Regions from separate parts of the Homo sapiens genome. Here region 2 is linked to region 1. A link is an interaction called in ENCODE POLR2A ChIA-PET data of the cell type or tissue named here. Cell type or tissue: B cell. All regions are shown on one strand. Links, peaks and the distances in the headings refer to the core of each region. The heading gives the core; the rest is flanking DNA. Region 1 has its middle 94 kb from the start of LINC02543. Region 2 holds the start of LOC105374948 (a long non-coding RNA gene).

What was found. Peaks named below come from ENCODE experiments on the same cell type or tissue, not always from the same donor. Only the 100,000 strongest peaks of a DNase experiment are listed, where the experiment ranks them.
Region 2: POLR2A ChIA-PET joins it to region 1 with 10 read pairs; 2 of 35 experiments call an interaction of 5 or more read pairs at or near these places.

The regions. Positions count from the first base shown.
Region 1 is chr6:15,893,377-15,908,641 of GRCh38, forward strand. No RefSeq gene overlaps it. Among named protein-coding and RNA genes, the nearest start is that of LINC02543, 94 kb to the right of the region's middle. RefSeq lists enhancers at 2,882-3,176, 7,934-8,023, 8,204-8,483, 8,984-9,043, 11,796-11,945 and 3 more. In B cell, for the core only: a CTCF peak has its summit at 7,938; a DNase peak (open chromatin) is centred at 8,335; H3K4me3 peaks cover 1,359 bases; H3K27ac peaks cover 2,380 bases.
Region 2 is chr6:15,826,969-15,842,233 of GRCh38, forward strand. It overlaps LOC105374948 (a long non-coding RNA gene), which reads right to left and starts at 7,495. Exons shown (of 3, transcript XR_926530.3): 1 at 7,428-7,495; 2 at 6,841-7,005; 3 at 3,325-4,218. In B cell, for the core only: no CTCF peak of the experiment used is centred there; no DNase peak of the experiment used is centred there.

The sequences.
Region 1 (15,265 bases), core at 4,084-12,083:
TGAATTAGTAGCATAATTAATAACAGGTCTACATATAAGTAATGCATAAAATATATTATATTTATCTGAAAGTGTTTCAGTAAAATAATGATATTCCATGTTTTAAAAAATAAACTTTATGAGGGAAGAAATGTTTATTACTATCATATGATTTTTTGATAATTTTTTCTAACGATTATGATTTACAGACAACTGATTTTTATGTTTTGGCCCAGTTTTATTTTCATACTGAGGAAGTAAGAAGAAATATTCAAGTTTTTCAAGATGGAGTGAGAGGAAATAGCCACTTCATATGGTGCTCTAGGATAAGAATTCTGCAATCAACAACAAAATACATGTCCTTAAGACGGTGTCATGGCTTAACTGTGCCTGCAATTTATGCATTTTACCACCAGAGGGAGATAAGGAATAATAGTCATCGGAAGCTCCTGAGCCTACAAGCTCCTAAGTGCGTCAATTTTTTTGATTGAAGATAATTCACTCTCCCTCTAAATAATAAGCATACATTTTCAAATTTTGAATGCACTATATATTTTCTAAAATATAAAAATAAGCTATTTTTAAGCAATCTATTTACTGAAAGACAATACCTTAGAAACAGGGGTCAACAAACTTTGTAAGGCAGATAGTATAGTAAATATTTTAGGCTTTGTGAGTCATGATTTCTGTTGTAACCACTCAACTTTGCCATGTAGTTGAAAACAGCCATAGGCAATATGTAAATGAATGAGTACCCTATTTCAAGAAAACTTTAGTTATAAAATCAGACAGTGGGCTGGGTTTGGCCCATAGGCTATGATTTGCTGATCGCTAACTCAAAATTAAGTATTACGAATTCAGTTGCCTACAGTAAAGCAGGCTCTGTAGAGACCATGACAAATCAGGGAGCACATATTTTATTTAATAGCCAGCTCCACTCAGCTCCAGCCGATAGTAACTAGGCAGAATGTGAGCCTAGCATGACCAGATCTTTCTATTTTTCAAAAACAGATGGAAACCTGTATTTTTACATATTTCCCTATTTTAAAATTTTGGCAATTAGTTCAGACACCACCACCACCACCACCATACACACCTTGGGTACCCAGAAAGCAACTGCACAGACTGCATTTGTCCTGTTGAGCAGCTTCTGCTGCAGAGCAACTTTTAAAAATTAAAAATTAACCAGGCTGGGCATGGTGGCTCATGCTTGTAATCCCAGCACTTTGGGAGGCCAGGGTGGGTGGATCACCTGAGGTTGGGAATTCGAGACCAGCCTGACCAACAAGGGGAAACCCCGTCTCTACTAAAAATACAAAATTGGATGGGCGCGGTGGCGCGTGCCTGTAATCCCAGCTACTCAGGAAGCTAAAGCAGGAGAATTGCTTGTACCCGGGAGGTGGAGGCTGCAGTGAGCCGAGATCACGCCATTGCACTCCAGCCTGGGCAACAAGAGCGAAACTCCGTCTCAAAAAAAAAAAAAAAAAATTAACCAATATGCTGAAGACAGATGTGAAGATTTCTATCATTCTTTCATGTAAGTAAAGGAAATCAAAATATTTTACCCCAAAATATATTTCTTTAACATATTTTGAAATGGCTGCTGCAGAGCTGGCAAAGCGAAATGGCCTTGCAAAGCTGTCTTTTATGGGGTAAAATCTGCATCTGTAGAGAATCTCCATTAACACAACCAGGCTCTAGGAGAGATTCAGAGTCTTACACCTTTAAAAGTCTAAAAAGAAACATGTACCTTTGAGGGAGCCTTTATCTACATAATAATGCCAGCTCTGCTGACCAAGCCTATTTCTTTCTCTGGCCCTTAAACTGTCCTGCCACCAAAACCTGTTTGGGGGCAGGCACTGAGTCGTCATTCTTTCTTTAATCTCCAGATAGTATAAAAGCTTCTGTATTGTTGGGTTGGATCTTCATTCTGAAAGTTCCTGTATAGACATGCTAAATTGTATACCTTTTCTGCTATTAATCAACCTGCCTCATGTCAGTGACTTTTTTTAGTGAATCTTTAGAGGGCCAAGAGCCTATGGCCCCCACATAAACACTTACATAGCACTGATTAAGTGGGAGGCACTATTCTAAGTGCTTTGTCTATATTAGCTCATGAATTATCCTCACAGCAACCTTGTAAGGTAGGTGCTATTACTGTTTCACCCTGGGCAAAGAGAAGCTGAGTAATACCCAAGGTTACACAGCTGAGGTCTGGCAGAGCTGGGATTTGAACCTAGGCAGCTCTAAGGTAGAGTCTGTACACATAACCCATTAGGCTGTAACTTATCGGAAAGGGGTCTTGATCCAGACCCCAAGAGAGGGTTCTTGGTTCTTGTACAAGAAAGAATTTGGGGCGAGTTCATGGAGTGAAGTGAAAACAAGTTGATTAGGAAAGTAAAGGAATAAAGAAGAGCTACTCCATAGGCAGAGCAGCAGCACTGGCTGCTTGTCTAAGGACATTTATAGTCATTTCTTGATTATATGTTAAACAAGGGGCAGATTATTCATGAGTTTTCTGGGAAAGGAGTGGTCAATTCCTGGAACTGAGGGTTCCTCCCTGTTTTAGACCATATAGGGTAACTTCCGGATGTTGCCATGACACCTGTAAACCGTTATGGCACTGGTGAGAGTGTCTTTTAGCATGCTAATGTATCATAATCAGTGAATAATGAGCACTGAGGACGACCAGAGGTCACTTTTATTGCTGTCTTGGTTTTGGTGAGATTTGGCTGGCTTCTTCACTGCATGCTGTTTTCTCAGCAAGGTCTTTATGATCTGTACCTTGAGCTGACCTCCTATCTCATCCTGTGACTTAGAATGCCTAACCTCCTGGGAATGCAGCCCAGTAGGTCTCAGCCTCATTTTACCCAGCCCCTATTCAAGATGGAGTCACTCTGGTTCAAAGGCCTCTGATGTAACCGTCTCCCTTCCATGGCTGCTTTCCTCTCTTAATCCTGCACTAAGCTACAGCAATAGAGAGAAGAAGACTCTTGTCTCTCTTCTAACTAGACTTGGGCCTCAGGGTCAAGGTTTCTTCCCAGTCAACTTATCTTCCCAACCCAAGTGTGGACTTTGTGGCTTTGGGGAAAGTCAGGTCTGAGATGACTTCATCCCCTACTGTGAGGCAAACTCCCTAGCAAATGTCAAGTTGAAAGTTTGGATCACCCCATCACTTCTGTGTTTATATTTTATTGTAATTATTTTTCAGTAAAGCTTACTGCTCTGGAATTTGGATTAACTCTACACACAATATTTAGTTTAATTATCCATCGTGCTTTTCTAATTTGTTCTAGCAAGCCCCAAGAAAATGACTTCAGATAATGTGTGGAAAGATTTCTTTCTTAAAGCTACAGTAACTGAATATAAGAAAAGGCCATCAAATGGAAATTAAAATTGCTTTAAAAGGATAGTGATAACTCATGTCTAAGTTTGCTCAGTTGAAATCACAGTTTTGAGAGAGAAGTAGAATTTTTTTTCTCTAGCAAACTTAAAAGAAATGACGAATTAGGTACTTGTGTCACTTTTCTAAAATGCAGCTATGAGTTTTATTGCTGATTCTTGAAGATATTCTGAAAAGTAATTTCAGCTGCAAAGGAAATGCAGGAGGCAAAACAAATTATAGTCCCTCTTTTCAAAAAATGTGAATACCTCTGGGAGACCAGTGAAGCTATCAGTCATACACAATTTAATATGCAATACTTTTTGCAGCAATGTTTTCCTTCTAATGCCCACAGAAGCTAGATTCTGCTGGGAAAGGAAAGTTTTAGAACTTCTGGGGTCACGTGAGGCTTATGGTGATAATGCATGTAGTTTCGTAACAGAAACAGGGTTTGCCTGGAACTGTCCCAGTTTTAAAACTGAAAGTCTTGTATCCTAGGAATGCCCTCAGTACCAGGCAAACCGGGACACTCAGTGACCCTAAGATCACCGGACGGCGTTTGTGATTTCCTGTCTAGTTCTGCTCTCACTTCCCTCCTCTCCTCACAGCTAAGCCATCTTAACTGCTACTTACAGATATGGCCCCACAGGCTCTGAATAACCTCCTCAGTGCTTTCCAAACCTCCTTGACTGTGGGAATCACCTGGGTGCTTGCCAAACCCAGATTCCCAGGCTGCACTTTTGGTAATTCTCATCCAGAGGTTTGCAGTAGGTCCTGAGAGTCAGTGAATTCACCAAAGCCAGGGGAGTCTTATAATTGGAGAAGTTTGGGAAGCACTAATTAGCCTACATTCAAAGGGGTATGCAAGTACTCTAGTTCAAGAACCAGGAGGCTCAGTATAATCCACACTCGCTGTGGCCTGGCTTGGCCACTGGGACTGTCAGAGGCATTCGAACCAGAACAACTTCATCTTGAATAGGGGCTAGGTAAAATGAGGATGAGACCTGCTAGGTTGCATTCCTAGGAGGTTAGGCTTATTCACAGGATGAGATAGGAGGTCAGCATAAGATACAGGTTATAAAGACCCCACTGATAAAACAGGATGTGGTCAAGAAGCCAGCCAAAACCCACCAAAACCAAGGTGGCAACAAAAGTGACCTCTGGTCATCCTCACTGCTCATTATAGGCTAATTATAATGTATTAACATGATAAAAGACACACCCATCAGTACTATAACAGTTTACAAATGCCATGGCAATGTCTGGGAGTTACCCTATATGGTCTAAGAAGGGGAGTAACCAGCCCAGCGCAGTGGCTCATGCCTGTAATCCCAGCACTTTGGGAGGCCAAGGTGGAAGGGTCACTTGAGATCAGGAGTTCAAGACTAGCTTGGTCAATATCGCAAAACTCCCGTCTCTACTAAAAATACAAAAGTTAGCTGGAAGAACCCTCGGTTCCAGGAGAAACCCCTGCCCCATTCCAGGAAAACTCACGAATAATCTATCCCTTAAGTAGCATATACTCAAGAAAATAACCATAAAAATAGCCCGCTAGCAACCCTTGGGGCCGCTCTGTCTATGGAGTAGCCATTCTTTTATTCCTTTACTTTCTTAATCAACTTGCATTCACTTTACCCTATGGACTCACCCTGAATTCTTTCTTGCACGAGATCCAAGAGCCCTTTCTTGGGATCTAGGGATCGGGACCCCTTCCCAGTAAGAGGACCATTGCTAGCAACTGGTTTCCAGGGGGCTCCCCACACACTTAGGAACTGATCCCTGAATATTTGTCCAGGGGCTGACCTTTCCTGCCTGCTGACAGAGGTCTCTGCTTCTTCCTGCTTTTCTGAATGTCTGGAAATAGCTTATTCTGAGAGTCGCCATTTTCTGTCCCTGTACTCTCATGGAGTCTACCACTCTCAAGGTCATTGCCCTGTGTGTGGAACTGCCACATCTCACCTCTACCTGCAGCTGAGTTTGCTTCTCTGTGAGTCTTCACTGTTCCTGGCCTCTCCTAGTTTCTCCTGTAGACTGTGTTTAATGCTTTTCTGTCAAAATGTTTTAAGAGATTCACCACGATGAGAAGAATGCAAAAGGCAAGGGATACTGCTTAAGGGTGTGAGCCCCTGAGCTGACTGCTGAAGTTGAACTCCAGCTGTGTGATCTTTGGCCTCAGTTACTTAACCTGTGAAATGGGGATAATCATAGTATTGATTTCCTTACATTGTTGGCAGGGTTAAATGAGAAGATATCTGTAAAGCATTTAGCATGGTGCCTGACACCTTTGAAACTGTAAATGTTAGCTATCATCATCACTCTTATTATTACTAGTGCTCTTATCATCATTAATTGTTATATTATTTTTACTAGGAAGTAGGAGAAGGATATAGAAGATAGGGCAGGAGAAGATCCTTTATCTTTTAAAAAATTTGCCATGGAGGCTGAGTGCAGTGGCTCATGCCTATAATCCCAGCACTTTGGGAAGTTGAGGCAGGAGGATCACTTAAGCCCAGGAGTTCGAGACCAGCCTGGGCAACATAGAGAGACCCTATCTCTACAAAAAGTCAAAAAATTAGCCATGCATGGTGGTATGCGCCTGAATTCCAGCTACTGGGGAGGCTGAGGTGGGAGGATTGCTTGAGCCCAGGAAGTCAACTGTGTAGTGAGCCTTGATCACACTACTGCCTCCAGCCTGGGCCACAGAGTAAGACCCTTTCTCAAAAAAACGGCCAGGTGCAGTGGCTCACACCTGTAATCCTACCACTTTGGGAGATGGAGGCAGGCAGATCACTTGAGGTCAGAAGTTCAAGACCCGCCTGGCCAACATGGCAAAACCTCGTCTCTACTAAAATTACAAAAATTAGCCAGGTGTGGTGGCATATTCCTGTGGTCCCAGCTACTTGGGAGGCTGAGGCATGAGAATCTCTTGAACCTAGGAGGTGGAGGCTGCAGTGAGCCAAAATCACACTACTGCATTCCAGCCTGGGTGACAGAGCAAGATTCTGTCTTAAAAACAAAACAAAACAAAACAAACAAACAAAAAAACCGAGCAAACAAAAATTTGCCAGGGGCTTTTGAAAGAGATATTCTCCCTCTTCTTCATCTGCTCATCTTCCTCACCATACCAAAGGATTACAGCAGCTGCAGTTTCAAAAAGAACATCAGGATACATGACCTGACCATTCAGTGGGAAGAATTTAATTTCCAAACACTTCTAGAAAATTCCAGTGATATGATCAGGCATTTGATTTCTGCTTAGAGGACCAAGAATGTAAGCTAAGACTATTTAGTATAGATACATTGGATGTATGGAAGTTTTATGGGATGGTCTATAAATCCAGCCTCCATACATGTTGTGAAACCCTAATAGCCAACTCACATCTGGATTTTAGCAATATAACCCATTGCTATGACAACTATTAATTATATCATGTTGTGCCCCAACTCAGTGCACTGGAGTACTCTCCAAAGGGAAACACATTTACATGAATCAATTTATCTTTCATCTCATATCAAAGAAGCCAATCAGATTATTTTTGCCCAGCGGATCTATTATTAAAGGAACAATTTTGTCTTTAAGTCCCTACTTATTGATGAACAGAATTCATCTTATTTATAATACCAGTATGAAAGGCAAGGTCTTCTGCAGATTAAAGAAAGCTAGTTACTTCAGCAGTACACTTCAGACGTGTACATGCACAGGCCAGCAGTCACTATTTTTCCAGAGTCCTCTCCACATGGAAAGGTTAGAAAAAAGGAAATCCCAATTGCACTCTCAATTAAACAGCCACTGAGTGCTCCAAAGTATGGTTTTTAGCAATGTACTTTATTTTTATTTTTATTTTTGGAGATGGAGTCTTGCTCTGCTGCCCAGGCTAGAGTGCAGTGGTGCAATCTCAGCTCACAGCAACCTCCGCCTCCCGAGGTCAAGCTATTCTTCTGCCTCAGCCTCCTGAGTAGCTGGGATTACAGGCGCCCGCCACCGTGCCTGGCTAAGTTTTTTTGTATTTTTAGTAGAGATGGGGTTTCACCATCTTGGCCAGGCTGGTCTTGAACTCCTGACCTCGTGATTACAGGCGTGAGCCCAGCCAACAATGGATGTTTTTGACTCTAGGTCTCTTGCACGCAACATCTCAAGCTTTCCAGCAGTGGTAGTGTTACCAGTGGTGGAATTCACACAAATCTGCAGCAAACTCGATCCTTGTCTCCTTGGAGGAAAAAATTCTGCTGAGGGGCAGACACAGGTTTAAAGCAAAGGGAAAGACTGAGGCAAGTTTTAGAGCAGGGATGAGAGTTTATTAAAATGTTTTAGAGCAGAAGCAAAAGGAAGCAAAGTACATATGGAAAAAGGCCAAGCTGGCAACTTGAGAGGCCAACCGCCCCATTCAGCCTTTGACTTGGGGATTTATACATTGGCATGATTTTGGGGCTTTCTTTTCTCCTCCCTTGATCCTTCCCTTGGGGCGGGCTGTTGCTCAACCACCACATGCACAGTGTTGCTCAGCACTTGGGAGGGTGACTGCGTGCATAGTTTATTTTACTGCAGTTGCGCGCATGCTCTCTAGGGGCAATTTTCCTTTACCGGTCGACTGTTCCCAGGTGAAGGTCATATACCTGCCACTTTGCCTCTTAGTGTGCATGCTTGGGCCTGCTTGTCCAACCCCTGAACTCTTATTGAGAAGCTGCTGATCACCAGCTCCAGGTATTTTCTATCTACTGGGAGCCTGTCTTTGCCTGGTGCCGGCTGTGACCAATTATCATTTCAGAGAGAGTTTAACAACCGCCTGATCATCACCTGATGGTCACCTGACACTCCTGGGGGTGCCCTCTCCTGCCCTGCTCATATCTGCCTATCTACTCTAACAGTAGAAACATTCTAACACACACTTTATAGTTTTCACGTGGCAGCTAACTTTGTACAGGCATTGCAAATTCAGATGGGAAGAGCTCCACCTATGATTTTTGTCTGAGACTTTAAGGTTAGTAAAGAAGGTCAGACGTTTCTCCTCCCCTGGGACTCCCATGAGCTCAAAACCTCAAAGATGTTTCACCAAAATGACAGGCAATGTTATTTTGGTTAGAGATATGCTTCTTCAAGGAGAAGTGAAAGCATCTCAGCTTCAGGAGTGATATGACTGTGTGCCCTTGAGCACGTTTCATGGCATGGAAATGAAGAGACCACTCCCTTCAAGGCAGTGAGTCATAGCTCCGTTGGGGTCCATGTTGCTCCTAAGAATCCTTTCAAAGCTGGGCATGGTGGCTCATGCCTGTAATCCCAACAATTTGGGAGGGTGAGGCAAGAGATGTACTCGAGCCCAGGAATTTAAGACCAGCTTGGGCATATTAGTGAGTCCCCATTTCTCCAAGAACTAAAAAATTAGCCAGACATGGTGGCACCCCCCTGTAGTCGTAGCTACTCAAGACACTGAGTGGGAGGATTGCTTGAGCCCAGGAAGTTGAGGCTGCAGTGAGCTATGATTGTGCCACTGCACTCCAGCCTGGGTAGCAGAGCGAGACCCTGGCTAAAATAAAATAAAACAAAAAAAAACTTACTTGTGTTGGGTGCCTTTTGTGCTGTCCACTCAGGTGACATCCACCCTGGCCTCCTCTTCCTTGGCAGTCCTAACCATAGCACTCAGCACTTTAGCCTGTAAGGGATGTTAGTGGAGTGTCCACAGCTAAACCAGAACCTACTTGGGAGTGGAGACTGTGAGCTGTCCCTTTTGTCTCTCATAGCTCCTATAATTCCAGTGACTGGCCAGTGTGGTGTCTCATGCCTGTAATCCCAGAACTTTGGGAGGCCGAGGTGGGCGGATCACCTGAGGTCAGGAGTTCAAGACCACCCTGGCCAAAATGGTGAAAACCCGTCTGTACTAAAAATGCAAAAATTAGCTGGGCATGGTGGTGGGTGCCTGTAGTCCCAGCTACTTGGGAGGCTAAGGCAGGAGAATAGCTTGAACCCGGGAGGCAGAGATTGTAGTTAGCCAAGATGGTGCCACTGCACTCCAGCCTGGGCAAAAAGAGCAAGACTCTGTCTCAAAAAATAATAATTCTAGTGGCTGATGAAGATGAAGAAGAAAGATGATGATGATGACAGGTTAGCAGCAATAGCAGCTAACATTTTGGACTACCAAAGCTGATGCTGAACTGTTTTCACTGGATTTCTCATTTCATCCTCACAAGAATGCTTTGTGGTACAGATAAAGAGGCTGAGACTAAGAGAGGTTAAACGGCTTCTTAAGGTTGCCGTAGGGTTGAATAGTCTCTCCCCAGTATTCATTTCTACTCAGAACCTGTGAATGTGACCTTATTTGGAAATAGGATCTTTATTAAGTTTAAGATGAAGTCATACTAGATTAGGTTGAGCCCTAAAGTCAATAATTGGTGTCCTTAGAAAAAGAGGAAAATGTGGACACAGACACAGAGGATGCACACAGGTTAGGAGGCCATGTGAAGACAGAGGCAGAGGTTGGAGTGATGCTGCCACAAGCCAGGGAATGCCAGGGATTGCTGGCAACCACCAGGAGCTAGAAGAAAGACATGAAGCAGATCCTTTCTCTAAACCTCCGGAAAGAACCAACCCCAATGACACCTTGATTCTGGCCTTCTAACCTCCAGAACTGTTAGAGAATACATTTCTGTTGTCTTAAGCCACACAGTTTGTGGTAACTTGTTACAGCAGCCCTAGCTGATGGATATAGTAGTTTCACAGATACTTGGTTGAATAAACTGACTTGGGTGGTGTATTAGTCCATTCTCACGCTGCTAATAAAGACATACCCAAGACTGGGTAATTTATAAAGGAAAAAAGTTTAATTGACTCACAGTTCCACAGGGCTGGGTAGACCTCAGGAAACTTACAATCATGGTAGAAGGGGAAGCAAACACATCTGTCTTCACATGGTGGCAGCGAGGAGAAGTGCAGATCAAAGTGGGGAGAAAGCCCCTTATAAAACCATCAGATCTCATGATCTCACTATCATGAGAAGAGCATGGAGTAACAGTCCCCATGATTCAATTACCTCCCACAGGGTCCCTCCTATGACATGTGGAAATTATGTGAACTACAGTTCAAGATGAGATTTGGGGCCAGGCACAGTGGCTCACACCTGTAATCCCAGCACTTTGGGAGGCCAAGGCGGGCAAATCACTTGAGGTCAGGAGTTCGAGACCAGCCTGGCCAACATGAGGAAACCATGTCTCTACTAAAAATACAAAAATTAGCTGGGCGTGGTGGCACACACCTGTAGTCCCAGCTACTTGGGAAGCTAAGGCAGGAGAATCGTTTGAACCTGGTAGGCAGAGGTTGCAGGGAGTAGACATTGTGCCACTGCACTCCAGCGTGGGCAACAGAGTGAGACTTTATCTCTCAAAAAGAAGAAAAAAAAGATGAGATTTGGGTGGGGACACAGCCAAACCATATCAGGTAGTGACTTGAACCAACCTATAACTCACCTAACTCATCTGAGAGATCTGCATAGCATTGATTGCTATGAGAATCCAATGTAATAATGTAACTGCCCCATGGGTTCTCCTTACCCTCTGCCTAGACAGAGCTGATTTATTAAGACAGGAGAATTGCATTAGAGAAAGATTTCAATTCATGCAGAGCTGGCTGTATGAAATTTTATTATTACTCAAATCGGTCTTCCTGAGAATTTGGGAATTGGAATTTTTAAGTATAATTTGGTGGGTAGGGGCCAGTGAGTTGGGAGTGCTGATTGTTTGGGTTGGAGAGGAAATCAAAGGGAGTTGAAGCTGTCCTCTTGCACTGAGCACTTCCTGGTTGGGGGCCACAAGACCAGATGAGCCAGTTTATCGATCTGGGTGGTGCCAGCTGATCCATGGAGTACAGGGTCTGCGAAATATTTCAAACACAGAACTTAGGTTTTATATTAGTGACGTTATCCCCAGGAGCATTTGGGGACATTCAGAATTTTGCAGCCTCCAGCAGCATGACTCCTAAACCATAATTTCTAATCTTGGGGCTAATCTGTTAGTCCTGCACAGGCAGTCTAGTCCCCGGGCAGGAGGGGGATTTGTTTTGGGAAAGGGCTGTTACTATCTTTGTTTTAAACTATATGTTCCTTCCAAACTTAGTTCGGCCTATGCCCAGGAATGAACAAGGACAGCTTGGAGGTTAGAAGCAAGATGGAGTTGGTTAGGTCAGATCTCTTTCACTGTAATGATTTTGTCAGTTATAATTTTTGCAAAGGTGGCTTCAGTAACACTTTTGCCACAACAAAATCTTTGGCTCTCAGTGTGCTTTGTTGTTTTGGTTAAAGTACTTCATAAAGTATAGCAATGCAAGCATTTGAATATGCACAGAACCCCTCTGGAGTCATCCACAGGGAATTGGTAGAGGAGGTGGTCTCTGTGTAACTGCCCAGCGGGTTCTTCCTGCCTACTGCACAGACAAAACCAATTCACTGAGACCACAGGATTGTAATGAAGAAAGAGTTTAGTAGACACGAGGCTGGCCATGCCATGTGGGAGACAGAGTTGTTACTCAAGTTGATCTCCCAGAAGATTCAGAGGCTAGGATTTTTCAAGGATAGTTCGTTGGGCCAGGGAGTCTGCTTCTGGATGAGATCAAGACTGGTGGGCAGGGGCCTGTGGGTCCGGGTGGAGCTATTGCCAAAATGCAAAAACCTGAAAAGACATCTCAAAAGGCCAGTCTTAGGTTCCACAGTAGAGACGTTACCTGCAGGGGTAATTGGGGAAGTTGCAAATCTTGTGATCGCCAGAATAATGGTGGTAATCATTTACATCTATACCTTAGCAGAATTCAGGTTCTTCACATCCTCCCCGTGGCATTTCACTCTCTTTACAAAGGCATTTAATTTTGGAGAAGGGCTATTACCATTTAAACTATAAACCAAATGTGTCGCAAAGTTAGCTTGGCAAAAGCCCAGGAATAATTAAGAAGGGCAGCTTGGAGGTTAAAGGCAAGGTGGGGGTTGGTTAGATCAGATATCTTTCACTGTCATAATTTTCTCACTGTTACAATTTTTGCAAAGGCAATTTCATCTGGGGATGGGAACTGGTTGCGGGGAGTCAGGTGTGGGTGAGGACTTAGTCTTCACTGTTTACATTATTGAATTGGGTTACGTATTCATGCAGCACCTATTTTAAAAGGTAAAAATTTAAGTGATAAAGAGCTATGTGACAGTTATTCCCTGTGACTCACTTTCCTCTTCCTCTTTCTGTTTCTCTCTGTTGCTGTGTCTTTGGTGAAGCAGAGGGTAGAGGACATCATGGGTCAATGAGCTGTGGGTTGGGGCCCAGGACAAGGATAAACATTCCAGATCAAGAGTTGAGTGCTTGTCTCCCACACAGTACTCCCACTCCCTGCTCTGAGGCTACTTGCTGCTATCTTCATTGTGCATGTCAGGCAACGCAAATTCCCCCCATCCCCCATATACTCAGACCTCCAATCATTTGTCAAGTAGCTCATACGATATTATGTCGAGGGCCTGGGGCAGTACTTGCCCATAGCAAGTGCTCAGCTGAAATGCACTGAGGTACATGGCTGGAGCCCTACCCCGATTCTTACTGGATGAAGGCTTCCTCCCTCCCCTTGTTAGGCTGAGCCCCAGGCAACTTTTCCAGAAAGGGTACAGCTGTGGGGACAGGAGGGCATACATGCAGCACCCAGAAATGATTCTATCTTCTCTTCCATCCCTATTAGGCCAATCTTTCAGAATTTATGAAATATCAAGCAATGTAATCAAATGAGGAATCCGTTGCACGCACTGTGGGCCTGAAATACCAAAGGCAGCACAGTGAGGAACAGAAAGGAGGAATGCAATCTGTTTCCAGCAAGTTAAGGTAGAATTGAGCTTGCCTTCCTCCCCCACCTTCTCACTTAGCCTTTCACCAGAAAAATCATGCAATTTCCCCTTCTCTCTAATGTATACTAATGTATGGTATTTGTAGTGGATGAAATTGCCATGCAGGAATTTGGGATGCTGGTATCTGAGGAGGCAGATGTCTTGCGAAAAGGTTACCATGAACCTGTGGGGAGGGGTGTTGCCCACCGCCAGGGATCTACAGCTGAGACTGCTCTGCCTGGGCCTCCCACACGCTGGCTGGCATCTGGCTGGACTGGAACTGTAACCGCCAAATGGGTTCACCTTGCCCGCTGCCTAGACAGAACCAATTTATCAAGACAGGGGAATTACAATAGAGAAAGAGTAATTCACACAGAGCCGGCTGTGTGGGAGTCCAGAATTTTATTATTACTCAAATTAGTCTTCCCGAGCATTCTGGGATCGGATCTTTTAAAGACAACTTGATGGTTGGGCGCGGTGGCTCACACCTGTAATCCCAGCACTTTGGGAGGCCGAGGTGGGTGGATCACCTGAGGTCAGGACTTCGAGACCAGCCTGGCCAACATGGAGAAACCCCATCTCTACTAAAAATACAAAAATAAGCTGGGCGTGGTGACTGCGCCTGCAGTCCCAGCTACTCGGGAGGCTGAGACTGGAGAATCACTTGATCGAGGGAGGCAGAGGTTGCAGTGAGCTGAGATGGCACCACTGCACTCCAGCCTGGGCTACGGAGCAAGACCCTGTCTCAAAAAATAAATAAATAACATAAAGACAACTTGGTGGGTGGGGAGAAGCCAGTGAGCCGGGAGTGCTGATTGGTCAGGTCAGAGATGAAATCGTAGGGAACTGAAGCTGTCCTCTTGTGCTGAGTCAGTTCCTGGGTGGGGGCCACAAGATCAGGTGAGCCAGTTTATCCACCTGGGTGGTGCCAGCTGTGCCAGCTGATCCATCAAGTGCAGGGTCTGCAAAATATCTCAAGCACTGATCTTAGGAGCAGTTTAGGGAGGGTCAGAATCTTGTAGCCTCCAGCTGCATGACTCCTAGACCATAATTTCTAATCTGTGGCTAATCTGTTAGTCCTACAAAGGCAGTCTAGTCCCCAGGCAACAAGGAGGCTTCTTTGGGGAAAGGGCTGTTATCGTCTTTGTTTTAAACTGTAAACTAAGTTCCTCCCCAAATTAGTTCAGCCTATGCCCAGGAATGAACAAGGACAGCTTGACGTTTAGAAGCAAGATGAAGTTGCTTAGGTCGGATCTCTTTCACTGTTTCAGTTACAATTTTGCAATGGCAGTTTCAGAACCACTAACCTTATTTTGGCTCACAAACTTATATATGCTTTTCTGGACTTGCCCTCTCCCTTAGCTATACTTGTTTTTTTCCAAGATACTCGTTTTGACTCAAAAGAAAATTGTAATAGGGAAGAAATCAAATCTTCACCTTACTGCGAGGCAAACAGGAGTTGGAGAGGTTTGAAAGTGTTCTCAATTAGAGGACGGAAAAAAGTGTGACAGGTAGGCCACAGGGAAATGCTTTTCATTTGTTCAGACAGTCACATCAGAAAGAACCAATCTGTTAGAAATACTAAACGGGTATTGGTATGGATTTAGAACAAAGGCTACTGACATAAACATGAGCACGCACATGTCTGCAGTTCTGAGCTGGAAGACACATCTGTTTATTAAGGGCTCAGTCCCCTAGGGGCAGAGATGCCCAGACCGGTTAGACTGGATTGGGAGTCCATTATGGATTGAATCCATTGTGCTTGGGCCACCTGTCTGCTTGTGATAAGAGAGAGGCCCCGGAAGGCGGAAGAATCATCGGTTTCCCTGGTCAGATGAGGCATCAGGGGTGGTTTTTCCAAAGGGAGCTGTGTGGTTTTACTTTCCCCACGTAAGGATTGAAAATCATGTTATTTGCTTCATACTAATATACGTAGGTCTACATATGTGTAAAACCTCATTGAATCTCCTCCGCCAGCCAGTCGGGTGTTAATTGCCATTGACATCATTTCCACTTCACAGATGAGCACACCACAGTCCAGAGAGATTTAGCATCAGGTTATAATGTTTGG
Region 2 (15,265 bases), core at 3,826-11,825, 67 kb before region 1:
ACGTGACTGGCCGCGCTCAATCTACCATGCTAAGTCACAGCATGGGTTGCTGGCCAGACTCTCAGTGGGCTGTCCTTAGATCACATTCCTCTCTGAGTCCAGTGAGCAGAGGCCAGGACTGAGTGATGGGTTGAGAAATGTGGCTGCCCAAGAGCCATCTCATTACTGGGGTGTGGCGGATGGGAGGTTGATGGCTATTGAAGTCAATCTAGGGCATGAATAATGGACCTAGGGAGTTGCTTTTCTTTCTGAATTAAAACATCTCCACATGGAATCTGTCCCTGATAAATAGTAAAGAGGCTCGGAAAGTCTCAAGTGTAGTCCCTTTCCTCCACCCCTGCTACTTTGCTGATACTCCAAGCAAGAATGGATATCCATTTTCTGTCCCCAGAGAGCTAGGGATTTGTTACTTATTATTTTAATTATTATTATTATTAATTTTTTTTTCTGAGACAGAGTCTTACTTTGTCACCCAGGCTGGAGTGCAATGGCACCATCTCAGCTCATTGCAACCTCCGCCTCCCGGGTTCAAGCAATTCTCCTGCCTCAGCCTCCTGAGTAGCTGGGATTACAGGCACACACCCATGCCCAGCTAATTTTCGTATTTTTAGTAGAGACAGGGTTTCACCATGTTGGCCAGGCTGGTCTTGAACTCCTGACCTCAGGTGATCCACCCCCTTCAACTGCCCAAAGTGCTGAGATGACAGGCGTGGGCCACCACACCCCGCCGAGCTGGGGATGTGTAAAGGAGATATGTAATGAGGTAATGTTAGCTGTAGAGTTTGGTCCATGGCATAAAAGGCCAAATCAGGAAGGACTGGCACCAAGGCACTGAACAAAACCAACAACCTTTCTTAAGTACCTACTCTGTACCAGGCACTGTTTTAGGCGCTTGGGCTATACCTGTGAACAAAACAGCTCTCCCCTGGGAGCTGACATTCTGAGAGGAGGAGAAAGACATACAATAATAGTCAGTCTCTCAGTGAGGCTGACCACTCATTAGACATCCAGTCATAGGCACCCAGAGGAAGTCTTGGCAAGCGTGTGAAGTATCAGAAGAGAAGAGCCAGGCAGCAGTTCCTGGGCAGGGGTCCAGGCCTGGGGCAGGGAAAGGGAGGCCAAGGAGACCTGGCACTAGGGGCTGCAGGGTGTCAGAAGGTACGGGAGTGCCATCCTGGGGGCTTCATGTCACAGCCATTATGGAGAAGACCAAGACAGCTGGTGGGCTATGGCGAAAGGGACTTGACAGTGAGGATTAAAGTGCCAAAATGAAACCTCTGTCTTCTGAGAACTGGTTGCAATATGGAGAAGTTTGTAAAGCGTGGAAGCGTGGGGACAATGCTGACAATGGGATGCAGTTTAGGGGCTTGGTTTCTGAGGAATGGGACAACCTCACCTCGGGTCAGAATGGAGTCAGGATTCTGCACCCCTGACTTTGGGGCTTCTCAGTCCCTTCTCAGAATCTGGAGTTGGGCAGAACTTGGAGACATACTAACCAGGCCCATAGGCCTGAGTGGCCCCAGCTGTGCCACCTGGACTACAGAGGGCAGGCGGGAATCAGGCAGGTCCTTACAATCAGGGCTGATCCCTGGTTGTTCTTCTCCTTGTGTGACCTGAGACCTGCCTTGGGTTATTAGTTCTGACCACTAGGGCCATGAACAGCAAGTCTAAATCTTTCAAACAGCAGCCTTCCAATTATTTAAGGCTCTTATCGCAGTATTCTGGGCAGTGATTTTTCAAACTTTATAAGCAAGAGAAGCCCCCTCTCCCCACTGCTCACCACTCTTTGATGTGAATCTTATGCTACAGTCCAAATGTAAAGCAGAGAAAAGCAGAGCTGCTCCCTCTCTACCTGGGTTAGGGACCTGTTGTCCCACCCACTCCCTCTCTGCTCCCTGTATCTTGGCAGCCCCTTGGGCATCCCTGTGAAATTTTCAATGCACTTTGAAAGCCACTCCCTGAGACTTCTGTTTTTTAGGCTGAATACCTCTAGTTCCCTCCATAACTCCTCTGTATATCTATAAGCTTCCACAACCTTCACCAACCTGGTGAATACCAGGTGAACTGTATTTTGTCAGCATGTACTCGGGGACCATAAGTAGTCTGACCACCACAGCTCAGACCTTCTGTGAGCTAGACTCCTGGACACCCTGGAGTCCTTCCTTCCATGTGTATATATCTGCCCATCTACATTTTTGGTGTTCATTAGTTCATTTCATAAACACTTAACAGATCTGATAAAAGAAAAACTTCAGCTGAATTAAATTTAAAGAAGTTTCATTGAGCAATGAACGACTCACTAATTGAGCAGCCTTCCAGGCCAGAGAAGGCTCAGAGACTCCAGCGCAGCCACGTAGTAGAAAAAGATTTATGGACAGGAAAAGGAAAGTGATGTACAGAAAACAGAAGTGAGGTACAGAAACGGCAGGATTGGTTACAAGTTGGCATTTGCCTTGTTTGAACATGGTTCAAACAGCTGGCTACATTTGATTGGCCAAAACTTGAAGATTGGCACAAGCATAGGCTATGGTCTGTTTACACCTCCACTTGCTATAGTTTGTGATGTACAGAAAAACCTTTAGGCCAAACTTAAAATATGCAAGGAAGCAGCTTTAGGCTAAACTTGATTTAACAGATCCCAACTATGAGGTTTAATATTAAGCCTTCTATGTTAAGAACTGGAGTTAAAGGGAAAAATTAAATATGGTCTTTATGTTGAAGGGGGTTGAGGAAGGTTGGGGAGAGGTTTGCTTGGCTCTAGTTGGTAAGTGCTATGATAACTATCTGTCAAGGTGCAGGACACAGGCCAGTGATTCTACCTGTGGGGGGCTGGAGAGGGCCTCCTCCCAACCAACTGGCTTCACCAGCCTCTCTTCTAGCTCTGCATTCCAGTCCCTAGCTGTGTGACCTGGGGTAGATCACATACCTCTATGCATCCTCACCTGTTTTGTCTTGTTTAATATGAGGAAATTTGACCCAAATATTTCCAAAGTCCTTCCATGTTCCATCCCATGTGCCAGTTGTGATAGTTTGCAGCTTCTGATTTGGTACTGCCAGCTGGAGCTTGGGATGCATTTTTCTCATTTAGACACATTCTCCAGTAGTGGTTAGGAGTACTTTGTTAGAAGCTCAACAGTATCTTGAAATCTGACAGTAGCATTTCTCAGAGGAATATTCATGATCCTTGGGATTAAGACCTTATTTTTCCAGAATTCAGAAAATCCTCTGAACTCGTCATTCATAGCCTCACATTACCTCTGCTTGGCAGCTCTTATTTCATGTTGGGACCCTTAAACTTAGTCACTAATTCTGACAACACTCCTACTCTTGTATCCTGGATCAGCACAAGTATTTGCTTTCATTCTGGCCTAAATCTCCATCCCATCCCCATTTCTGATTTTGATCTTTTTAGATCTCAGCCAGTGTATTGTGCAGACAGACTCTTGGTGCTGTGTGTAAGTAGAACCTAACTACCATTACAACACTCCCTATGCTCAATCAAGTTTGTGGTGTAGAACAACTGACTTCTGAACAAATTTGGAACATGGCCCCTTTAGAAGTCCAGGACTTTCTATTAACTTTTGCTTATTTTTCTTTTTTTCAGTCTTAATGTATTTACCCTCTGGCCAGTCATCCAGTGATCACTTACATCAAACTTAGCATGAAAAGATTTTTTAAGTTGAAAATGTATGTCGATTTTACTTTAAGAGAATCGGTTCTTCTGTTCACCTAAACTATACTTAATTTTCTCTTCTTGGTAAAGGTGATGTCTTTTTTCTCTAATACTAGATATTCAAATTTCCTACCAGTTAAACATCGCTTATCTTGTTTATTTTGTACACACACTCCAAAGGTGCTTACTTGCGGTTATTAATGCCATATAACTCTGAATCCCTCAGCCCTTCTTCTTTGGACATGATTTGTATCCCTCTGGGACTCTGGAACTTTCAGATGTTACTCAAGGGAGATTTTTGAGATTTCTGGTCATTAGATATCCCCATTTAATTCCAAGTAGGGATGTCTAGTGATTTTTTTCTTTTATATTTATGACTTTTGAGAGCATAATTTGTTGTCTTGGTTTTCAGATTCCTTTGAGTTGTAAGGGTTTCTGATTTGAGAACTTCAACTTTGTTTCTCTTAGCAACCCTAATTTCAATCTTAATCTTCAATCTTTCTAACATAGCACAGTCTTCCAAGATAATGTTTTGTATCAGCATCCTAAAAGAGAAAGAAGAAAATATACAAAACGAGAGCTGTGTTGTGGCAAGCATGCATAAGACTATAATCATATATACCATCTTTACACTATACCCTAGTCCATAAAACTCCTTTGTGTATGCCCTTTTATATATAGTGCATTTAAGAGTTTTGAGAGAGAGAAAGGGGAGAATCTACCAAGCTTTGGCTCTCACAGCGTTCCTTTTTCATGTCTTTGTCTCTTAAGGCTTCTCATTCTTATCCTTCTTAAAGGTAAATATGACCTTCTCATAACAACTGCAAGTGAAGTGAAAGGCACCTTTCACTACCTTTCTCACCATTGTCTTTATCTGAATTGTAGCCCGAATATATTAATATGATATATTTGGTCATTGTTCTATACAAATAAGCAAACAAAAACCCAAACTCAATTGAGACAATTTGACTGTGATTGTCTATTCACCAGACAGAACATTTTTTTTCTAAAGAAATTGGAAATTCTTTAAGCAGTAGTCTGTTCTGGAGAGTCCTTAGAGACTACAGCTGTTCTGCTCCTAGCTCTATAGTCTTCACCTTCTGTTTGTTCCCTCCTTTCTTGTTTTGTTATCCTTTAACACTGAATATACTGCTGAACTTTTAATGATGTTCTTTTCTATTTTTAGATTTTTCTTTTGCATTTTTTTCCTCCCCTGAGAATGGTGCACATTTGAAAGCTGACTTTGAATTCATGAGAGCACTGTGTTTTCAGTACAGATTTTCTGCTTTGCTCCTCTTCTTGGTGTAAGTGAGCTGACTCTGCCCCAGGGCCGTCCCAACTGCAGAATGTGCCCTTGTTCCCTCAAGGCTTATTATCACCATTTCACAGAGAGGAAGAAAATATTGGCCGGGCACGGTGGCTCACGCCTGTAATCCTAGCACTTTGGGAGGCCGAAGCAGGCGGATTACGAGGTCAGGAGATCGAGACTATCCTGGCTAACATGGTGAAACCCCGTCTCTACTAAAAATACAAAAAATTAGCCGGGCGTGGTGGTGGGCACCTGTAGTCCCAGCTACTCGGGAGGCTGACTCTGGAGGCTGAGGCAGGAGAATGGCGTGAACCCGGGAGGCGGAGCTTGCAGTGAGCTGAGATCGCGCCACTGTACTCCAGCCTGGGCGATAGGCAAGTCTCCATCTTAAAAAAAAAAAAAAAAAAAAAGGAAAAAGAAAATATTGCTATGCTGGTTTCAGCAGAGCCAATCTCACTGAAGAATAGAAAGTTGTAGCCGGGCACTGTGGCTCATGCCTGTAATCCCAGCACTTTGGGAAGCCGAGACGGGCAGATCACGAGGTCAGGAGTTCGAGACCAGCCTGACCAACATGTGAAACCCCGTTTCTACTAAAAATACAAAAATTAGCCAGGCGTGGTGGTGCATGCCTGTAATCCCAGCTACTTGGAAGGCCGAAGCAGGAGTATTGTTTGAACCCGGGAGGTGGAGGTTGCCATGAGCTGAGATTGTGCCACTGCATTCCAGCCTGGGCAACAGAGCGAGACTCCGTCTCAAAAAAAAAAAAAAAAAAAAAAAAAAAAAAAAAAAAAAAAGAAAGCGGTTACCTCCTTACTTGTTCTACAGGGTTGGAATCAAATAAGATAGCAGAGTGGCAAATATAGGCAGCTTTATGGCATAAGGTATGGTGTAATTATAGTTTATCTATTATAGTATTATTAGTATTATGCATGTTTGCTACAACACAGCTCTCTTTGTGTATATTTTGTTCTCATTTTCTCTCTCTTTTAGGGGTCTGTTACTTAACTTTATCTTGGAAGACTATGTGCTGTGTTAGAAAGAACATAAAACTGAAAGCTAGAAAATCCCAGTACTAATCCTGGCTTCATGAACTGTAATGTGACATATAAATGCTGGTTATTGTTGCTACTATTAACAACAATAGCCAGGAATGTATTGAGTGCCTGCTGTGGGTTAAGCTTTTTACATGTGTTAGTTCATTTAATCCTCATGACAGCCCCTTAAAGGGGGTCGTTATTATATTATCTTCATATGACAGGAGAGGAAATCAAGCTTTAGAGAGGTTACCCAACATCACACCTCTAGTAAGTGGTATTCAGACTCAGGTTTGTATGATTCAGAGCTCCTAGTCATTGCTACCACACCTCATCTTTTTTTAGTATTATTGATAACTATAGCAAGAATAAGGGTAATGCATGCAGGTCAATGCTGCATGATCATCTACTTTATCCCTTTCCAAATTGGTAGAACCAACTGTTTGACTTTGAAGCTAAAATGAATCCCAAGGATCACTTAGTGGAGCCTCCTCAATTCACAATTGAGGAAACTAAAGCCCCAAGAAAGGAAATGCCTTTTCTAAGCTGACAGTAAACTCCAGTGTGGACACCTGAACCTCCGAACCATCTGACTGTATGTGAACACAATTTCCTGCTTTCTTCTCATTCACCATGCAACTGATGATCACATTTGTGTATTCCTCTCCCAGGGACTACAGATCTGATACTTTGGGTGGATGTCAGAGATCCACATGATTTAAAGCAGGAAATCAGGCCTGGTCTTTTCAAGGTCTTAGGTTCGCCAGGTGGGTGACTTCCATGCTGTCTTTACAAGTGACAATTTCCCAAAGGGATAAACTCACCACATACTGTCTCTCATTTTATTGCCCTGTTGGCTTTCTTATGCACTCTGTCAGTGTCCACAACCGTCTTCATAATAGGATCAACACTGACACTTGAGATACTATAGTCCAATAAATTGAAGGTCTCCAACTCATGACTCCTTGTATCAAGTAGGATACAATCTGCTGCAAGGGACAAATAACGAATCAAAAATTGAGACTCATTAAGCTTAAATAATAAGAGGTTTGTTATCAAAGAAATCAGGAGGTCTGGAAGAAGAGGCATGCTGGTGATGGTCAGCTAAGTGGCTCCATGACATTTAGGACCTATGTTCTTTCCACCTTTCTGCTCTGCCAACCTCAGTTGTCACTTAGCTCCCTCCAGGTTTCAAAATGGCTACAGCAGTTCCAGGCATCCCATCCTCACATCAGCCAATGTCCGGAGGCAGAAAATAGTGACTGTCTCATCCTTGCATAAAAGCAAAGAAGTCATTCCCAGGAATCACCCCCTGCTAACTGGCCAGCAGAGGGTCATATGTCATTTCCTAAGTCCATCACTAGCAAGGGAATATAATTTCCATGACTGGTTTAAACTAATTAAAATCTACCTGTATGGGGATGAGAGGGGCCTAGCCTTTCCAGAGGTCTTATAGAGGAATGTGGATTCTTGAAGAACTTCAAGGTTCTGATGGCAAGGAAGAAATGGGAATGGTGACTGATTAGGCATTTTGATATACTATCATCCTAAAATCATTTTAAACTAAAAAGTAAAGCATCATCACATTATGGAACTTGTCCTTTTTCCTTACTCAGTTACATCAAAAATGTCTGTCAGAAAACTAAGACAATTTTGGCCAAGTTTGGTGGCTCACTCCTAGCAGTTTAGGAGGCCGAGGCAGGTGGATTTCTTGAGCTCAGGAGTTCAAAATCAGCCTGGGAAACATGGCGAAACCCCATCTCTACAAAAAATACAAAAATTGACTGGGCCTGGGAGAACACACTGTAGTCCCAGCTACTTGGGAGGCAGAGGCATGAGGACCACCTAACCCCAGGGAGGCTGTAGTAAGCCGTGATCGCACCATTGAGCTCCAGCCTGGGTGACATATTGAGACCATGTCTTAAGAAAGAAAAAAAAAAGAAAAGAAAATTAAGAAAAATTTAATAGTAAATTAGGAAAAAAAAGTGCTCAGTGTTGGTGGGGGTGTATTGATGTAACCTTACTCATTGTTGAGAACACCACAAATGACATTCAACCTTTTGGAAATCCACTTGACAATACATATGGAGGCACAACAATATTCATGTGACCTAGTAATTTTACTTCTAAGAAATCAATCCAAAGTAGAGAAAAACTGTCAACACAAAGATATTCTAGTATTATTCAAGGCAACAAAAATTTGGCAACAACTAATGGGGTGTGCCATGGCATAGTGGAAAAGGCAGTGACTTGGGATTCAGCAAGCTTGAGCACAGCTCTTACTTTTACCACCTACTTGTAGCCAACCACTACACTTGTCTGAATTTGCAACAGCAATTATTATATTCGAGTTGTGGGATTGTTCAAGGGTTAAAGAAAATGAATACAGAGCCCTAATTACATAGTAGGCACACAATAAGGGGTACACACACACCATCTAAAACCAAGGAAATCGACCAGGTGCTGTGGCTCATGCCTATAAACCCAGCACTTTGGGAGGCCGAGGTGGGTGGATCGCCCGAGGTCAGGAGTTTGAGACCAGCCTAGCCAATATGGTGAAAGCTCATCTCTACTAAAAATACAAAAATTAGCTGGGTGTAGTGGCACATGTCTGTAATCCCAGATACTTGGGAGGTTGAACTTCTTGAGCCTGGGAGGTGGAGGTTGCAGTGAGCCAAGATCATGCCACTGCACTCCAGCCTAGGCAACAGACTGAGACTCCATCCAAAAAAAAAAAAAAAAAAAACCAAGGAAATCAAGGTTAACTCCTTTATAGACTTATGCAGGCATTAATATTTATATTAATTAAGACTTTCAACCAGCAGAAAAACCTGTTAATACAATAATAGTAAATGAAAAATCAGGATAACAAATTACTACCATGTTTAAATTAATCCTACACAATGAAAAAAATCCTCACATGCCAACATGCTGATAGGGTTATGTTAGGCTTAATAGGATGATGGGTAATATCCCCTCATTTTTTCTGTATCCTGACATTACATTTATAGTAAAAATAGTTTTTAAAAATACAAACCTATAAAAGAGTCTGAGACAGTCTTTTAGTATTTACTTTTCCCTTTTCCTTCTCTGTGAACACATCTGAGAAAAATTCTGCCACCCCTTTTTGGTGGTCTAATCTAGATGTATCCAAGATTGAGCTTTCTGTCCCGTTTTCTGCATCAGTTGATTTCTTTTCATGTTTTTCTAGGAAAGTTTTCTTCTGCTGTTTCCCCCTTTCTAGCTTTCTTCATGCACATTGGCCTCATTGTGTTAGTGTAATTTTCCCTCTCCGATATTCTGTCAATATTCTCTGTGAGCCTTTCATTCGTTCTTCATTCCTATTTTGTCTCTTAAATTGCCTTGCATTGATTCTACTCCTCACCGTCTTCTTCATGTCTTTTTTCCTGCAATTGCCTATCGATCTTGTCTATCTTGAAGGCTGAGAAGGACTTTCTGTTCATTAATTACTTGGCTTACTTTCACCTATTCTCCTCCTGTCTAGAAAATTACTCATCTCCATACACCCTTAGCAAGACTACTGAGATGTGCTCAAATTGCTGGAAAGCTAAAGAACAAGGTCAGAAGGCAGGTAGGAGCCACGGGAAGCTGAGTAGCTTTGAGGTCATGCCATAGAAGCAGTCTGGCTAGGACACTGTCACAGGCGTAGCAGCTATTGTCACTGCTGGACATTGTCACTGAAAATGGATTTAAACTGCCCTTGTGCTTTCATACTCAGCTGAGAATCAGAGTTGGGGTTGGAACACCTGACAGATGGATCTAGGTCAGGTGTCCATACCCTTCTGGCTGCCAGTGGGGAGACCGGTCTTCCCTGTTTGGCTTTCATGGTGGGAGATTGGACAGCCAAGCCTCATACAAAGAAAGGTCCCCGCCATGGGAAGAAAGTTCAGATCCTGACCGAGAATAAACAAATAAGTAAAAACAGAAAACCAGTGTCTTCTGCACTTTTCAGAATCCCGTGGTCCCAAAGGCAAAGAGCCTGGACTTTATACTGTTATTCTACAGTGCAGATACCTTCTGTTAAGTAGAATTCACCTATGCAGCATTTTCTTTTTGCCTTTTCATGAGGAATTCTCTAGCTCTGGCATCGTATTGCGAGCTAAGAGGATACCTTTCACTTTCCTCTTATTACTATAATGACCTTACTTCACGCTGGGTTTTGCTTATCTCTCTCCACAAAGGCAGCTTTTTCTGTAATGGCTTGGTCCATTGCTGATTCTCAAGCATGTCTGTCTCTTCTCCCATACCGACCCCTCCCTGGCATATGCACCGTTCGGCAGAATGTTAACTAACGCTCTTTTTCCATTAAACTAAAAGCTCCTTGAGGGCACATATTGCCTCTTTACCCTTAACACCTAGTACTGGGCCTGGCACATATCATACATAATGAATGAATGAATGAATGAATGAATGAATGAATGAATGAATAAACACATGTTCCCTCTTCTGTATTTTTAGTTCAGTGTTTTACAGCAAACACGTGTCCTGTATTTCCTGGAACCATTGGTGGTGAAATTTTCTTCTTTTCAATAAAAAATACTCGTTAACTGTCTAACTAGATATGCTTCATTTCTGTACAATTATAAAGCTTTCTTTATCAATACCTTCTTAGGTCATAGATGATTCATTGTGAAGCCACATTTCAATTTTGGTTCAGAAAAAGGTAATTCCTGTAATTATCATCAGAGATAGCATACAATTCTTGAAATGCTATTTAAAAAAAGGAAAAGCACCTTGTACAATTTCTTCTCACAAAGACCAAAAATAAAACCTCAAATGGAAATGTTTGAGTCTTAAATATATGTCTCTTGTTACCTTATCTATTTTTTATGACAAATGTAAGGGAGTGGGGATGTTAGCTTATGCGGAAGCCAGATCTATTACTGGGGTCAGATTTCTTTGTAGACTGTTGGGCAGCTCCCTGATGGATGTCCCCTATATGGGGCTCCCACTCAATATCTGGCCTGTGTCCTTTGGCCTGAAGGATGTGTTCTGCAACCATAACTCAGGGAAATAATTCTCCACCCTATCTGACCACCTTTTGATGATTACATTCTTTAACGACTTCTTTTACTATTCTAAAATAAAATTCATGAGAAACATAACCTATCTACACACACATTTTTAAAAACACCAAAAAATACTCTAACTGGAATATAAAGAAGACATAAAAGGAGATTAATTTATGATGCACTCTTGTGCATTTCAATAAGTATTAAAGGCTCAACACAACCATTCTAGAAGACAAAAGGAAGTCATAAGACACTTCACCTCTCAGCATGAATGTGTGGCAGCTAGGAGCACAGGTGAGTAGAGGTGTGTATGTGGAATGGTGAATACTATTGGCTATATTCCAAATAAAACTTAATAAAAGCTTCCCTTAATTCATATAGTAGGTGTATTACTGGGAAATTCACTAATTAAAAACTATGCCCCAGCACTTTGGGAGGCTGAGGCGGGCAGATCACGAGGTCAGGAGTTCAAAACAAGCCTGGCCAACATAGTGAAACCCCGTCTCTACTAAAAATACAAAAAAATTAGCTGGCATGGTGACAGGCCATTTGTAATCCCAGCTATTCGGGAGGCTGAAGCAGGAGAATTGCTTTGAACCCAGGAGGTGGAGGTTGCAGTGAGCAGAGATGGTGCCACTGTACTCCAGCCTGGGCGACAGTGCGAGACTGTGTCTCAAAAAACAAACAAACAAAAAAACTATGCCAAAATTTTGGGGGCTTGTGTGCAAAATAGAGTAAGGATCTATGTTCAAAAAATTGGAAAACTTTTTATATTTTTATTATGAAAAATTTCAGACATATAGAAGAGTTGAAAGAATAGCACAATAAATACTGGTATATATCCAAAAAGGTTGAACACAAATTCAACCATTTTTTTCCCAGAATCATTTGAAAGTGATGAAACATATCACAATTTATTTCACTATGTAGCTTCTAAAAATGACATTGTCCTACATATTTATGATACCATTATAACATCTAAGAAAATTAACAATTTCATAATACCGCCTGATATCTAGTCCATAAACAAATTTCTCCAGTTGACCCAAGCATTATTTTCAAGGCTGATTTTTAAAAATCAGGATCCAATCAGCATTCACCCATTATATTTGTTATATTTTACTAGTTTCTTTTAATCTAGAATAATCCCTTCATCTTTTTCTCCCATGACATTGATTTTTTTTTACACATCTGCCATTGGTTTTTGAAAACAAATTTGCCTTTCCTTTCTTATAATTGGAATCAATCATTCATCCAAGGATCTCTAATTCCATGGACAGAGCTAAGGCTGTGTGTGTACTTTTTTGTAATTGAGTTCATAAGCTACTTCCAATTCAAATAAAACATTGCAGAGATTTATCCTTTACATCTATTTTCTTAAGTTGACAATTTTGGTTCCTAATAACGTATATTCACTTATTTACTTTCGCCCTCAACATTAAAAAAATACTTTAAAAAAGACCATACCTGTAGATGTTATGTACATCCTGAAGTCTGTTCATATCAGTCTATCTAATTCTTTTCTTAATGGCTACATTATATTGTATTGTGTAGACGCACCTTAGTTTATTCAACCAGTGACACATTTATGGATGTTTGTATTGCTTCTAATCTTTTTAAAATTACAACAAATGCTGCCATTAATAACCCTGTATACATACTATTTTGTATTTGTGGAGGGGTAACTTACGAGTGGATTCTAGAAGTGGGATCACTGGGCAAACATTTAGAGTTTTAGAGTTTGCCAAATTCTCCTCCATAGAAGTTGCACCATTTTGCCTCCCCACCAGCAGTGTATAATAACATGTTACAAAAGGTTTTTCGTCTACACAAACATCCATATTGTACTGAAAAAGCCATGAGGGATACAGGACAATCCTTCCTTGGACATGGGGCAGTTCTCTATTCTGTGCACTGTCTGCCCACTGCAGGGTGTTGACTGTCCCTGGGCTCTGCCCTCTAACTCCCAGGAGGACCCTCACTTTACAACAACCCCAAAACTCCAGTGCAAATGCCCAAAATGCTCCATTAAGAGCGCCTCTGCTCCAGATACTCTAAAATCTACTCTTGGGATGAAGACAGGCCCTTAGAAAGCTGTGTAGTCAGGCCACATGGTTTTTTGCTTCCCGTATAATTGTTTTTGCTGACTTGCACTTGACATTATTGTATTTGCCAAGGACATGAGGTGAAGCAGCCCTATGAAGCTGCAAGTCAGAACTTCTGTGGGGATGCTCTTGCTCACGACATCCTACTGGGCTCTCTTTCCAAGGACACTGGGAGAAATGCCTCTCTCGTATAGATCCTGGGAGAGTTTTGTTTCTCTTGCCATTGTCCTCTGAATACAATGCATCACAAACTTGATCTCGCTCTCCTGTTTGTACTGGATGCTAGAACATGACTAGGCCAGTCTGTGCTCTGTTTCTGGCTTGGACACAGGATTTTACAATGGCATTTTGTGGACAAACCATCCCTAGATCTATCTTATTTTCCTATAGTCTTCATTTCTCCTTGTCTTATTTTCCTGACTCACCTTTTTAAAAAAATCAGTGGATTATATGATTTTCTAGTGTAATTAAATGATTTTCTAAGTTGCCTTGAAGAAATAAAAATTCAGCACCAGCCTCACAGAATTGTTGTCAGGATTATGCATGTAGGGCAGCTAGCCATGCCTGGCAGAAAAAAGGAGCAAGTAGTCCCTGCATCAGTCCTGTGTTCCTATCCCTCCACCTCCACCCCATACCCCTCCCACCAAAGCACACCTGCTCTCCACGACTAATGACAATGTCCGTGGATTCACTGAGTCCTACTTCTCCCTTTCTAGTTAGGTGCCCAGATGAGCTTTTGTTTTTGTTTTTGTTTTGTTTTTTTTGAGATGGAGTCTCACTGCAACACTCAGGCTGGAGTGCAACTGTGCCATCTTGGCTCACTGCAACCTCCACTTCCTGGGTTCGAGCAATTCTCCTGCCTCAGCCTCCTGAGTAGCTGGGACTACAGGTGCCTGCCGCCACGCCTGGCTAATTTTCATATTTTTAGTAGAGACGGGGTTTCACCATATTGGCCAGGCTGGTCTCGAACTCCTGACCTCAAGTGATCTGCCCCCCCCTTGGCCTCCCAAAGTGCTGGGATTACAGGTGTGAGCCTGGTCAAGATGAGCTTTTGAACGTGAACAAAATGTGTGTGTCTGCATGACATGGGCCACACAGTAGGTTACTTTCTTTACAGCACGACAGTAAATGTTTTTTCTGCATTAAGGAATGGATAGCTGTTCTTGTATCTGAAGATACTTGAACACGAGTGTATTAGTCAGGGTTCTCCAGAGAAACAGAACCAATAAGAGATATCTGTATATAAGTCTATATAGAGAACTATAGATAGATCATACAGGTATAGATACATAGAGAAAGAGTTGAAAAAACCAACTGTTTTTCCCATTATACTCTCACAACACAGAATGCTCCTGTAACCAAATGTGTGTGGGTTCCCCCCACCCCCAACTCCCCGCCACACCCAACAAGTGAGCAATTCTGCGGCAGACATCAGCTGGGTTTGCTCTAATTCAATTCAATTCAATGCTGATACTCCCTATCTACCTGCGGGGAGATCCCACAGGGTGAGAGCTCAGTCCCACAAGACTGCTCTGCCCTTCAGACTCCATTTGTGAGTCCCGGACTTCCAGAACTTCTGGCCAACAGGCTATACATTGGGGTGCCCATGACCCTTTCCTCAGATGTAATTAATGTGCTAGGGTGGTTCACAGAACTCAGGGAAACACTCTAACAGTTCCCCGTGTATTACAAAGGTGATTTTAAAGGATACAAGGGAGCAGCCGGATGAAGAGATACAGAGAACGTGGTCTGGAAGGGTCTTGAGTGCACGAGCTTCTGTCCCCGTGTAGTAGTTGGGAGCCATCCTCCTGGTATGCGGATGAGTTCTTGTTTACCAACCTGGAAGCCCCCTGAACTCAGTACTTCTGGGTTTTTATAGAAACTTTGTTATATAGCATGATTGATTATATCATTGGCCATTGGTGATCAACTCGACCTTCAGCCCCTCTCCCCTCCCCAGAGGTGGAGCGAGGGACTGAAAGTTCCAATCCTCTAACACTTGGCTGGTTCCCGTGGCAACCAGCCCCCATCCTGATGCTATCTAGAGGTCCCCAGCTGACTAGTTATCTCATTAGCACACACAAAATACTCTTATGACTCCAGAGACTCAA